3 separate regions of the Homo sapiens genome follow, and all the other regions are linked to region 2. Evidence: chromatin loops called from intact Hi-C (ENCODE). Cell type or tissue: B cell. All regions are shown on one strand.

What was found. A loop is a pair of places that touch in the nucleus more often than their neighbours do. Peaks named below come from ENCODE experiments on the same cell type or tissue, not always from the same donor. Only the 100,000 strongest peaks of a DNase experiment are listed, where the experiment ranks them.
Region 1: a loop joins it to region 2, with 9 times the contacts of the local background. A loop is called at or near these places in 1 of 110 quality-filtered maps.
Region 3: it touches region 2 in a loop (23-fold over the local background); 1 of 110 quality-filtered maps calls a loop at or near these places.

The regions. Positions count from the first base shown.
Region 1 is chr1:48,675,566-48,679,565 of GRCh38, reverse strand. All of the region lies in intron 6 of AGBL4 (AGBL carboxypeptidase 4), which reads left to right. Among named protein-coding and RNA genes, the nearest start is that of BEND5, 99 kb to the left of the region's middle. In B cell, CTCF peaks have their summits at 1,867 and 2,066 (motif pointing left); a DNase peak (open chromatin) is centred at 2,055; H3K27me3 peaks cover 208 bases.
Region 2 is chr1:48,748,329-48,752,328 of GRCh38, reverse strand. The region is part of intron 6 of AGBL4 (AGBL carboxypeptidase 4); the gene reads left to right. All of the region lies in intron 3 of BEND5 (BEN domain containing 5), which reads left to right. Among named protein-coding and RNA genes, the nearest start is that of BEND5, 27 kb to the left of the region's middle. RefSeq lists an enhancer at 1,906-2,035. In B cell, a CTCF peak has its summit at 2,078; a DNase peak (open chromatin) is centred at 2,008; H3K27ac peaks cover 2,295 bases.
Region 3 is chr1:48,868,593-48,872,592 of GRCh38, reverse strand. All of the region lies in intron 5 of AGBL4 (AGBL carboxypeptidase 4), which reads left to right. Among named protein-coding and RNA genes, the nearest start is that of BEND5, 94 kb to the right of the region's middle. In B cell, CTCF peaks have their summits at 1,614 and 1,815 (motif pointing right); a DNase peak (open chromatin) is centred at 1,802.

The DNA of each region.
Region 1 (4,000 bases), 73 kb after region 2:
AAAAGAAATCACCCACACTGATGAGTGCAGAGGTGGGCTGGGAGGGAGAGGTGGAGAGGATAGATAAGGCAGGTTCCCACGGCTGTGGTCACCCATTGAGATCACCCCCACTGTGGCCCTGGTTGTACTGAGCAGGCTTCATCGTCCTAGGCCTGTCAGGCAGCCTTCTCTCTGACACCCCAGTAACAGCTCAAATAATATTAGCCATGATTATTGCTGCACAGCCAGTGGTGTCAGAGCTGGAATTTGAACCCAGGCCTGTCTGACTCAGAGACCCTTGATCTTAACCTCAATCTATTGCCAAGACAACTCAAAGTAGTTGCAAAAGCCAGTGTCTATGCACAGGCCTTCTGATTCTCTTACATTCTTTCCACAATCTGTACAAATGTTACCCTAAAATCAGAAGCCCTCCTCTAAGAACCCTGTGCCCACCCTTCAGGCTGAGCCAGGGGGTTCCCTCTGGGCTCCCCAGTACCCCGTGCTTCCCTCAATCAACTCAGTGAGCACTCAGAATTCCACTGTCAACTTGCATATCCATCTCCCACACTAGACCATGTGGTCCTAAGAGCAGGGGTTGAGAGCAGAGTTTGAACCAAAGTTGGGAAATCACCCCATGTTCAAATTTTCTCAAACAGAAAGTTTCCCTTTAACAGTAGCAGGTAGGAAATGTGTGTTAATAAACCATGGTGCTGGCAGCTTTAAAATATTAATGATTTCTAGAATTGAAAATGCAAATTGCTGTCTGGAACTCCTCCACTTGGCATTAAAGAGAAGGGCTTTGAAAGGACACCATGGGGAACTCAGGAACTGGAGAATGGCCTTGCTAGAAGATGGGAAGACAAATAGACATTTACCACCTTTGTTATTGCCACATTTGCACCATTAAAACGCAAGAGCTAGTCACTGGGTGCTATTTGAAGGCATGGCTTTAAAGTGAGCAGGCTGGGCTTCTCCATCCACTTCAACATTCACATATGGGGTACCTACTATGTGCCAAAAGAGGGCATGTGTGGAGGGAGACAGCTAAGATCCCAATCTGGCCCGGGTCAGCTCAGTCCACTGTGGGCTGTGGTCAGGGCTCTGACCTTGAGCAAAGAGAGGGCATGGGTTCCGGGGAAATTCTCAAGATGTGTGTGAGTGGAAGGGACTGGGATTTTTCTGACAGGTGTTGTTCTCCCCCTCAGTCCCTTAAGTAAAGAGAGGGGTGCTGTGGAGCCAGTTTGGTCCTAAGCATGATCCCTGGCCCTTCTCTCAAATCAAGAGCTGAGGGGAAGCTGAGTGACATCCACAAGGCAACTGGAGAGAGCAAAGGTGGGGCAGAAGGGCGGGGGCGGCGGGATGGGTGAGGGCAGGTCCCCTGGCTGTGGCCAGCAGCTGTGCAGTTACCCCACCGTGGTGCTGGCTGTGCTGAGAAGGCCTGACCATCCTAGCGCTGTCAGGCTGCCCTGTCCCTGACAGACAGGCTGGGCTTGTCACTGCCCCATCAGAGCTCCCGAGGTACTTCGGCAGCACAGCCAACTGACACCTGCTTCCTTTCGATGACGTGTTCGTAGTGTCAGGCAGTCAGAAACTGTGTCCTGGGAGGGCCCCCGTCTCCTAGTAGCCTACCAGTTCCCATTCTGCATCCCTCTGTGTTTGTGGACCAGCTCTCTAACAATGAGCTTTGCCCCTTCTTTCCAGAAATCCGGAGGTATCTCCCCATCACCCTAGTGTCCCCAAAAAGTTGGGAGGCCTCTCCTGAGGCTTGACAGGACCCTGACTGTGGTCCCTGTGTGTCTGGCTTGCACTGTTCTAGGGGCTTTTCTGCTTCCTTCTGGCTCTTTGCTGTGATCTGGGTGTGTGACGTTACAAGGACAGGAAGCTCTGGATAAGTGAGGCATCAAGCTGTCAGGGAAGAGCGCAGGGTTTTGGAGTTAGACTGACGTCGCAGCTGCTCATCATGTGGACTGGGGCCAGTGGCACAGCTCTTTAACCTGCCTGCAGGACAGAGATCAGAGTGCCAGCCGTTCTGCAAGGCTGGCAGGATCCAATGAGCTTATATAAGTAATGCGCCCCCTGGCGCCTGGCACAGAGCAGGTGCTCAACCACCGAGATTTCCCTTCCTTTCCCTTCTCCTACCCTCCTAGGAGCCTGGATCTGTACCCTGACATGCATGTATTTGGACCCCTTCTTTGCTGTGGTGGCGAATATGTTAATCCTCTTCCTTCATCCTTTGAAAAATGTCTTTCTCCTTCTCCTCATGCATGCAGCTTACGTTTTCTTACAAATCCAATCTACTTGCAGGAAGCTTTGTGAGTTCCCTGAGACACTGCACGTCTATTATATTGGTACTTCTTGTCCTGTTCCAAGGAAAAGACTGTGTCTGAGAAAAATTATTTGCTTGATGTAGGCATGTTCTCTTGTCTACTCACCCCACACCCTTGCCTGTTGTTCTGACCAAAGTGGTGTTATCAGAGCCAGCCCCAGCCACTTACTGGGGCTTCTGATCCTCTTGAGCTTAAGTGTTTTAGAACTGGAGGGGACTGAGAGACCACCTAGCTCCGCCCCTTCTTATGACAGATGGTGAAACCGAGACCCAGGGAGCAGAGAGCCTGGGCCAAGCTCACACTAGACCACTGGTCCTCTTCTCCTTGTGGCTGCACAATTTGCAGCCACAATGCAAATTAGAAGAACAGTTTGCTGGAGTTCTTCCCCAGAACACTGAACTAGAATCTTGGTGGGGGCAGTCAGTGGGGTGTTCTGGGCATCAGTATTTTTACAAAGCTGCTGCATGGTTCTAATAAGCAGCCAGGGTTAAGAAACAGAAAATAAACCGTGTTTCTTGCCAGTGTATTAGCCTCACATACCTAGGGGAAAGCGTGAAGGAACTGTCCACAGGAGCCTGTTTCTGCAGGATGGTTCACCAGGGAGGGCCCAAGATGAGCATTCCCCTCTGCAGACGCAGAGCACCTGACTGGGTGTTCTTAATCAGGTATTTCTATTAGTCAGTAAACATTTATATCAGATTTCCTATGTGGCAGGCACTATTCTACGTGCTTTACAAATACAACCTCATTTCCTCCTGAGGGCGTTCCTGTGAGACAGTCTGCTATGATCCACATTCTATGGACAAGAAGAGTGAAGCACAGAGAAGTGAAGTAACTTGCCTGGGCTCACACACTCAGAGAGCAGCGCAGTCACTGCGCTTGTGCCTGAGTCCCTGTTTGTTACCATTATGCTCATTCACCTCTGGGTTCTCAGGTCACACTTGCAGCACCTGCCAGCACCTTCAGACCTTCAGACCCCCCACTCAAGCCTTTCTAAATGAATGGCTCTGCCAGAAGGTGGAAGGTAGGACTGAAGGTTTCTGAAATCAGTAATACTGAAAGCTACCTTTGTGGAGCACTGTGATTTATACATCTCTCCTTACCTAGTTTCTGATGAAACCATGGCGGAGCCACTTACCTAGGCCATACAGCTTCAAACCCAGGTCTGTCCAGCTCTACTTCCATGTACCCCAGGTATAACCTGAGGTAGAATTTGTAGAAAGAATCCAGGTTTATCCTAGGAGTTTTTTCGAGGAGCACATAATGGCATTCTATAAAAACACCCTCTGGAAACATATCCTGTGAATTAAATTTTTATAATTTATTTTATTCAAGAAAGATTCCATTCGCTGGTGATGGCATGGCCTAGAATTTAGGGCACAGGGTGGAGAAGTTATATAAGAACTGCTCAAATGTTTCTGATCTAACATGTAAAAATCCAGTTCACTGTGAGACCTTGGTCAAATCACTTTTTGTCTTAGAGTCTTGGTTGTAAATGGTGACATTAATTAGACCATACTCAGCTCTAATGGTCACTGTTCTGTGACTGCTGTGTGATATCAGACAGCATCCTTAACTCCTCTGATTTTTATGGTGGTAGAATCCTCCTCACTGGAACAAAAAGTAATTGCTACAGGAGAGTTGGTGTTAAGTGTAGCTGATTGCTTGTTAATCCACTTACAATGATGGATGTT
Region 2 (4,000 bases):
GTTGTGGCTCAGTCTTCTCTTTGCCAGGACTCTCTTCTTGGGGCCTGTTTATCTCAGAGCTCTTTCCTGTCTCTTTCAGCCTCAGTTCATTTTCACAATGAGCAGGAGTACTATAAAAAAGTTGGGCTTTGAGAAAGGCCCAAAGCGGGTGGACAAGAGCCATTTTGTCTAGTTAGATGTTTACATCTCCCTTGTGGAGGTAAGGCCTAAGAGGCCCACAGTCTGCCTGCCGGTTTAGAGTTAGTGGTGGGGCAGTTTCAAAAACTGTTGTATCCTGCTTAATTCAGATGGCAGGAAGAGACCTAGTAATAAGAAGTGGAGTAGTTTGTCTGAAAAATATCAGTCATCTTCTACTTTGAAGGACTTTTTTTGAACTGTTGCCCAAATCAGAAGTAGCCACAGTTTAAAATAATCCCAGATTATTTTAAAAGTTGATTTCAGGGTGGCCGAACAATTCAGGACCCTCCTTCCCCTTTCTCCCTAGACTCCGTTTTCCTGGGGGCAGTGGGGATGGGGTTGAGGGACAACTCCAGGCTGTCCCTTTTCTAACAACTGCCTAGGTATTTAGAACATCCAGAGGAAGTTGTTAGGCTTTTCCCCATTGTCAGAATAGCAGTGTGTTTCTCCATTAGAGCAGGGTTTTGCCTTCCATATTGCCATGTGACAAGCTTATGTTTTTTTTGGATTTGCCAGGCAGGAAATGGAGGTGGGAAAGTGTTCATTACAGGCAAAGCCTGGTTTCTAGGAATACCTGCTTTGGGCCAGACACTAAATACTTTCCATATATAAAACAACCTCAGCAGTGGATAAAACAGGCTCAGAGAGATTAGGTAACTTGCCTGAGGCCACACACCCAGGAAAGGGTAGAACCAGGTTTCAAAACTGAGGCCCCTCTTGCTTTGCCATGCGTCAGGCAGTCTGATCACAGAGTCCCTTAGCCATGTGCTTCTGTGGCACCATCCCTTTTGCCTGCCTCCTGATTAGGCCTTCATTGCTGGCCATTAGACCATCCAGTACTGCAGTGCATTCTGTGACTGCAGGACCCTTGAGCTTTTAGATGAATATTTCCTGCTTAATTTAAAAGCCCACCATGTCTTCATAGTTTCAGCCTTACCAGGCAACATGGCCTCAAGATACCAATTGGACAATTCCTGGAGTTTTCTTAGAAATTGTCTCTTTAGAGAGAACCCAGTTCAGCCTTTCACCCCTATCTTATAGATGGACAACTGAGGCCCAGAGAGGGGAAAAGACATATCTATGCCATGTGGAATCAGAATATATAGGATTTCATGAATGCTATATCATGAAGCAGTGGAAGGTTTGTGTTCAGCCAACATGGATGGATGTTTGTTTGGATGCCAGGATTCAGCAGGTCCCAGAGGCTGGCCATACCCTCCCTTGCTGCTCCAGGGGGTACTCTGAGTGTGGGGGGTAATTCTTAGAGTCCTAGGACCTTAGTCCTATAAGGAACCCCAGAGTTCACCTCGTCTAGCCTCCTATACAGGACAAGAAGCTTTCTGCTGTCTCCCTGCCATGCAATCACCCAGCCTCCAGTAACATTCCACTAGAGACAAGAAGCTCACTCACTGCCTTCCAGTGCAGCCTATCTCATTATTGGATAGCTCTGACCGTAGGGAAATGTTTTTGTGCAGGGAACATTATTGGATCCTTCCTCTGTTCCGAGCCCTGTGCTAGGCACGGAGAAATCAAATTGTTAAGCCCCCCTTGCCACCTTAAAGAAGTCACAGTCTCAACAGCAGACAGTTGGGATGCAGGGTGAGCTTTACTTTGGTCCCGAGCTCTCAGGATGTTGGGAAAGGATACAAAAGAGAGCTCCTTACATGGCTGGGGTAGGAGAGTTGTGGGTGGCTGCAGGAGGCCCCAAGTTAAGGAACTATCTCAGGCAACAGGAGAGCCTAAACAAAGGTTTGGAGTTGCAAGAGAGGCTGGCTTATTCAAGGAACTGAAAGTAGTTCTGGTTGGACGGCACAGTGAAGTGCTGGGTAGCAGGAAGAGATGAGGTTGCAGACATAGATGAGAGCAAGCAGAACTACCCCAGCCCCTCCTACAGGTGGTTCATGGGGGCACTTCCCCATTGGAGTGGGCTGGGGTGCAGTCCTTCAACTCCTGAGTTGCTATTTTCCTCTGAGTCAGGCAAATCAATCAACAGCCATTTAGCAAAGATGAATCCCATATGGTCCCTACTCTGGAAGGGCTCATGGCCTGAAGGGAGTATCAGCAGAGGTCAGGGTCATGGATTGATTTGTTGGGCAGACATCCACCATGTGATCAAACTTTGCCTCCTCATAACTCCTACCCTCAGGCACTCACTGTGCCCACAGTGGTCCCTCAGGAAACTGGGAGCAGCCCTTATGCTGCCCACCCCACTTATTCCCACCACAACTCCTTAGCCCCCCAACCCAGCCAACTGTGGTCCATTTTACATGCATTGAATACATGTGTGGGCCTTCAATGCTTCCTTGACAGGGCGTTCTGCACATACCCTGCCATTTGGATACTCTCTGGGCACAGATAGTTGGGCAGGAGAGAAGTAGAAGAACCACAGATGAAGAACCAGTCCAGTTTTCCCTGGCCACCAGAGGATAAGTTCAGAGCTTCTAGAGGTGACAACCTATTCCCCTTCCACCGCACCCCTCATGATTGTGGGGCTTTTCACAGACCCCCTAGGAATGTCAGAGAAAGTCAGAGATGAGCTGAGGGTCCCACAGAGTGAGCATTAGGCAAGAAGCTCTGGAAAGTACAGTTCATTGAGGAGGGGTAGGGTAGTGGAAAGAGCTGTCTTTGGAATCTGACAACCCTGAGTTTGAGCACTCACCACCTATGTGACTTCTGGCAAGTTACTTTACTACTCTGAGTCTTTACAGAGATAATAAGATCGATTTTGTAGGACCACCATAAGGATTAACTTCTTTCGCTAAACACGTGTTTAGTGAGTGTTCTGTATGGAGGACATTGCGCTGGGTGCTGGGGATATAGCAGGAACATCCCCTCGGTGTTTATGTTCTAGTCAGGGAGCTGTTAAACAAACAATCACGTGACAGTGGGCTGAAAAATGCTACAGAGAGAAAAAAAGAGAGATACATTTGATATAAGATACTTAACAAAGAAGACTTTTGTAGGTTTCAGCCACCTTTCCTTCTCAAATATGTCATTTGAAATGGGCATCTGCAATTCCTCAAAGTCGGGGAGAACCTTGACCTCCAAGACTGGGGACCTGGGCCTGCTTTTTTCACCTCTTTCTTCCTGGGTGGGCTTCTCCCCCTTGGAAAGGGGGCTCTCTCGGATCCATTTCAACTCTGCTGCTCTGTGGTTCAGATTCCCCGAGGGTATGGCCCCACTGTGGAGGCATCTGTGTCAGCTGCTGGGATCTCACCTAATCCAGGATTCATGCTAGAATTTTTTTCTCCTGCCTCTGCCCAACGAAGCCTGCTCCTGCCCTCACTCACAGAAAATGGAGAGAGAGAGGACCTGAAGAACCCCGGCCTCACTACTCCCCCACCTCCCCAAGATGTCGCGCATCCATCAAAGCCCCAGTCAGAGATCACCACTTTCCTGAAGCCTTCTAGGATCCCTTAACCGGCAGTGATCTCCCCCTCCCCAAATTCATGCAGATCATCACATTGCACCCTTTGTGCACAGTGAGCCTGTGGTTTGTGCCACTTGCCTTCACCTTATGAGAACTACCCCACCCTAGGGTCACACACCCAACAAGCTCCTCTCATCCTCCAAGCCCCAACACAGAAGTTGGTGACCGTCCTTATGAAGATTTCCTAGTCTCCTCCAGAGGCAGCACCCCCTCCTTTGCTTCTGCCCCAGTTTTTCTCCTAATGCTTGTTAGCCACATGGCTGGTGGTAGTCTGCTGCCTGTCTCTTTCCACTGCTGGACAGTGAAGCACTCAGTTCCACCTAGCACAGGGCTGGCACTCAGGAGGTACTTAGTAGATTCTCACCAAAGGAATGAAACCAGATTTGTCTCTGC
Region 3 (4,000 bases), 120 kb before region 2:
TCTAAGTTGAATATTGCCTGAAGAGTCTCCCAGATTCAGAAGGCTTTATCTATATTGGTAGGCTGCAGTAGCTGGGCTTTTCAAACTGGCTCCTTGTGACAAAATAAGCAAGTGTTTATCCTACTGGTATCTTGTTGATTAATGCTACCTTCCCTGAAAAGAAAAAGATTAGAAACAAAATCACAGTTGTAAGATCAAATGTATTAGCTATGACCATAAATATATGTGACTTACACTCTCCTACTTCAAAACAAAGATGCAGCCTGGGATGAAAAATTATATGAACATAATGTTGCACAGGATTAGACTTGTACTTCATTTATTATATATAAATACAATATCATTAAATATATACACATAGTGAGAAAGATGATAAGAAAATACACCAAAATATTAACTATGGTTCTCTTTCAGTGGTAGGATTTCATTACTTTTCACTTTTACTCTGAATTTTCTGGAAATATTCCCAGTTCTTGGTTGCAGTTGACTCAAAGCAATTTTTCTACTTTTACTCTGAATTTTCTGGAAATTTGGAAAATGACAAAAATCAGCATGTGTGATTTTCATAATTATGAAAATTTTAAAGATAGGTTCTTTAACTTAGGACAACTATAGTTTTCAGAGAGAATAATTGAATCCAGAAAAGGTCCAAAGTTCTTGAGTAAGGTGTCTAATTAGCCCAGCTTTTAGGACTTCTACCTTTGGAGAAGTCCACTGTGACTAGAGGTGGGGTGACATGGTACTAATATAACAGCATTCACTCGATGCATGGGGGAATAATGGATAATTCCTGGAGCAAGGGTGCTGGTGGACAATTCCTCAAGCATCCACTATAGACACTCTGGCAATCCCTGGATACCCAATTCAGAGGTTACTCCTGCTGACCTTAGAATCCCCACCCTCCATTGTCCTTATGAGGTCATACTCAGCATTCACCACACAGTGGTTAAGCAAAGAAATTGGTTTCCTCTGAATGTCCATGGGGCACCATGTTTATCAGGGAAGGCTGGATGCAGGGGTCATACACAGCCAGGAGTCCACATATCTACTCCTGATTGATCCAACGCTGGCATACCCACATTCCTTCAGTAGTCCATAGAATCCCACACAGGCACACTTGGATGCATTCTCCTCCATCCAAATGTGGAACTTCTTTGTCTGAGATGAATGTCCTCTCCCCGACCCCAAACGCACATACACACACAAACACACACACACACACACACACACACACACACAACCACTACTACACATGTGAAGGCTCTGCCTTCCTTAGACTGTAGCTTTTGGTCAGAAAGTGGTTCAAGAGTCATCAGGCCCTGTCTGCCTATTAAACCTGCCACCTACCTTACTGGCTTCATTTCCTCCCTATCCTACCATCCATATTAAAGGCTCTTATCTCTCTCAGTTGGCAACCAATTATAATAATTTGGTAATTCTTTATGTCCAACATGCCCCTCTCTGTATATGGCTGATTGTACATTATTGGTCAAATTCTATAAACCATGTGCTCTATTTTTACAAATGCCACATAGTTTTCATTGGCAATCTCAAATGATTGTGCCTGGTAGACTAGTAAGGAAAATTTTCACTTCATTTCAGTCCTTTTATTTTTGAATGACTTTGAGGGAATTATTTAAATATTCCAGTTTCTTAGCTAAAAATTGTTGCAGAGTCATTCTGGAACATACACTTTTGTTTTCGTTTGCACCTAGAACATGCAGGTTTTGTAATCCTGTTTTAAGAGCTAGAGGTTAAAACAACAGCCTACGCATATCTGCTTGTGCCACTAGGTGGTGCACACATATGTCAGTGATCGGTGGGTTAAAGGGGCTTATCACCAGGTTAGTGTTAATTTATCACCACAGAGGTGGTACAGACAGTAGGAGCTGTAGGAGTGGGGAGAGATAGTAATGCTCTGGGCAACAGTAAAGAAGGGAAACCCTCCCAGAGGAGATGGATTGACAGTATTCCTGGCTACAGACATGGCAGGAGCAAAATCTTAAAGGCAAAGAACCCCAAAGATGTAGCAGGGGAAAAGTCTTGGAAAAGAAAGAGCATGTTTACTCTCCATGCTGATTAATTCCTAATCAACAGGGTCATTGCAGAGGCATAACAGCATAGTTGAAACATTTATTTGAGCTAGATGACATCAAACATTCCTTCCAGACCTTTGTTCTGGGAACTGGGGACACAGAGGTGAAATGACATAGCCCTGTCCTCAAGTAGGATCAGTGAGAAAGGCAGACAATGAAGACGGTACATGATACTTTCTCCTAGTGAGAAAGACAGTACATGACAAAGACAGACAAGGAAGACAGTACATGATACTGTCTTCATTGTCTTTCTCACTAGGATCCTACTTGAGGATCCTAGTGAGATAGGCTTTGCAAGATGCATTGGAAGAACAAAGTGTGAAATTCTGTTCTGAGGAAGGGAGATAAAGTGGTTAGGTTTGGGAGGTGGTGTTCAAAGAAGACTTCATGGAAATCTTGAGGTTTCCATGGTTGAAATCTTCAGGAAGGTTGAAATCTTCAGGAAGATTTCAAGAGGGTAGACAGAGATGATAGCATAAGCAAAGGCATGGAGGTTTGAAAGGATAATGTCTGTGGATTTGGGGACTAGTTCAGTTGAGTTCAGCCAATACTTACTGAGGGGTACTCTGTGACATGTACTGATTTTACTAAAATTAATAATAGGTGTTCTAGGCCCTTAAGATGCTCCTCATCTAGTGAGAAAGACTGATACATGCACAGAAAATTAAAATGTGAGAGGATAGTTGAAAATGTGGTCCCTTTTAAAATCTGACTCTGTCCTTTGAGCCCCCAGTGTGCTGGCTACAGGTTCTCAGGGAGTTCTACACCAGAAGAGGGAGCCTGTAAGCACACTACCTGGTTGCGTTTGGCTCCCAGTCACTGATGGCATTTCAGTCTCACTTGCTCATTTTAGAGTTGCCAAGTTTGAGGCCAGAGACAGAAAGCCAGGACACAAGCCCAGGCCTGTCTGACTCTGTCAGCTTTTCTTCCCTTTTTTCTTTAAAGAATCCTAGGCACAGAGTTGCCGTTTAGCAATAGTTCTTAATTAGAAAAAAATACATTTCAGACAAATAGGCCATCTTCACCAACTGTGATCATCACAAAGTCAAGTGTATGAAAAAAGGACATGATGGATTCTTCCCTTATGTATGAAGAAAGTGCCAAGCCACATAGGTTGACCTTGGCAAAGGCAGCTTAAGCCAGATGTCCCACTGGCCTGGTTCCGTGTTAGGGAAGGAAGAAGGTCTGGCTCCAGCGTTCCTTCTAGCCCACATGCGTGGGTGGGTGTTTCATATCAGTGCTAGGATATGTTCTTACTGTGTAGATTAGTGACATCTTAGAGTTGCATTGTTTGCTTGAAAGTGTCAACTGGAATGAATTATGAGTTGGCAGGAAAACAGGTATGTGTGTTTGAGAAGGCACTGGAGGGATCTGGACCTCCTTTTAGGTACATGAGAAGTCATTGAAGCAAGGGGTAGAGAAATCTTACAGAGATTTTGACTGAAACAGATCAAAGTTAATGAAGAAGGAGGGTGACCCTGAGGAGAGGGAGATTTGAGACCAGGTCTTATGAGTAAAGGACAAAGGACCTGGGAATATTTAGACTGGAGAGAAGACAACACAGATCTTCATCAGCTCTCCAAACTATTGTCATGGACTGAAGTAGCTAGAAACAGTGATTGTGTCATCAGGAAGCAGCTTTTAACCTTGCTCAAAGTAGACCTGTCTAACCAAAAAAAGTAGTGGGTTCTCTACCAAGAAAGAAGATGAAACAGAAGCAGTTTATACAATTGGTGGGGACATTTAGGGGGTCCCTGCCCACGTGGCAGGTCAAATCTCTGAACTTTAAATAAGTAAAATTCATGAAAAAGTAAGAGCCATCTTACATAAACCAAGGATCAGATGTTCTGTAATAATAACAACATCAATACTGCATAGATCTTTTTATTGAGAACCTTTTAAGT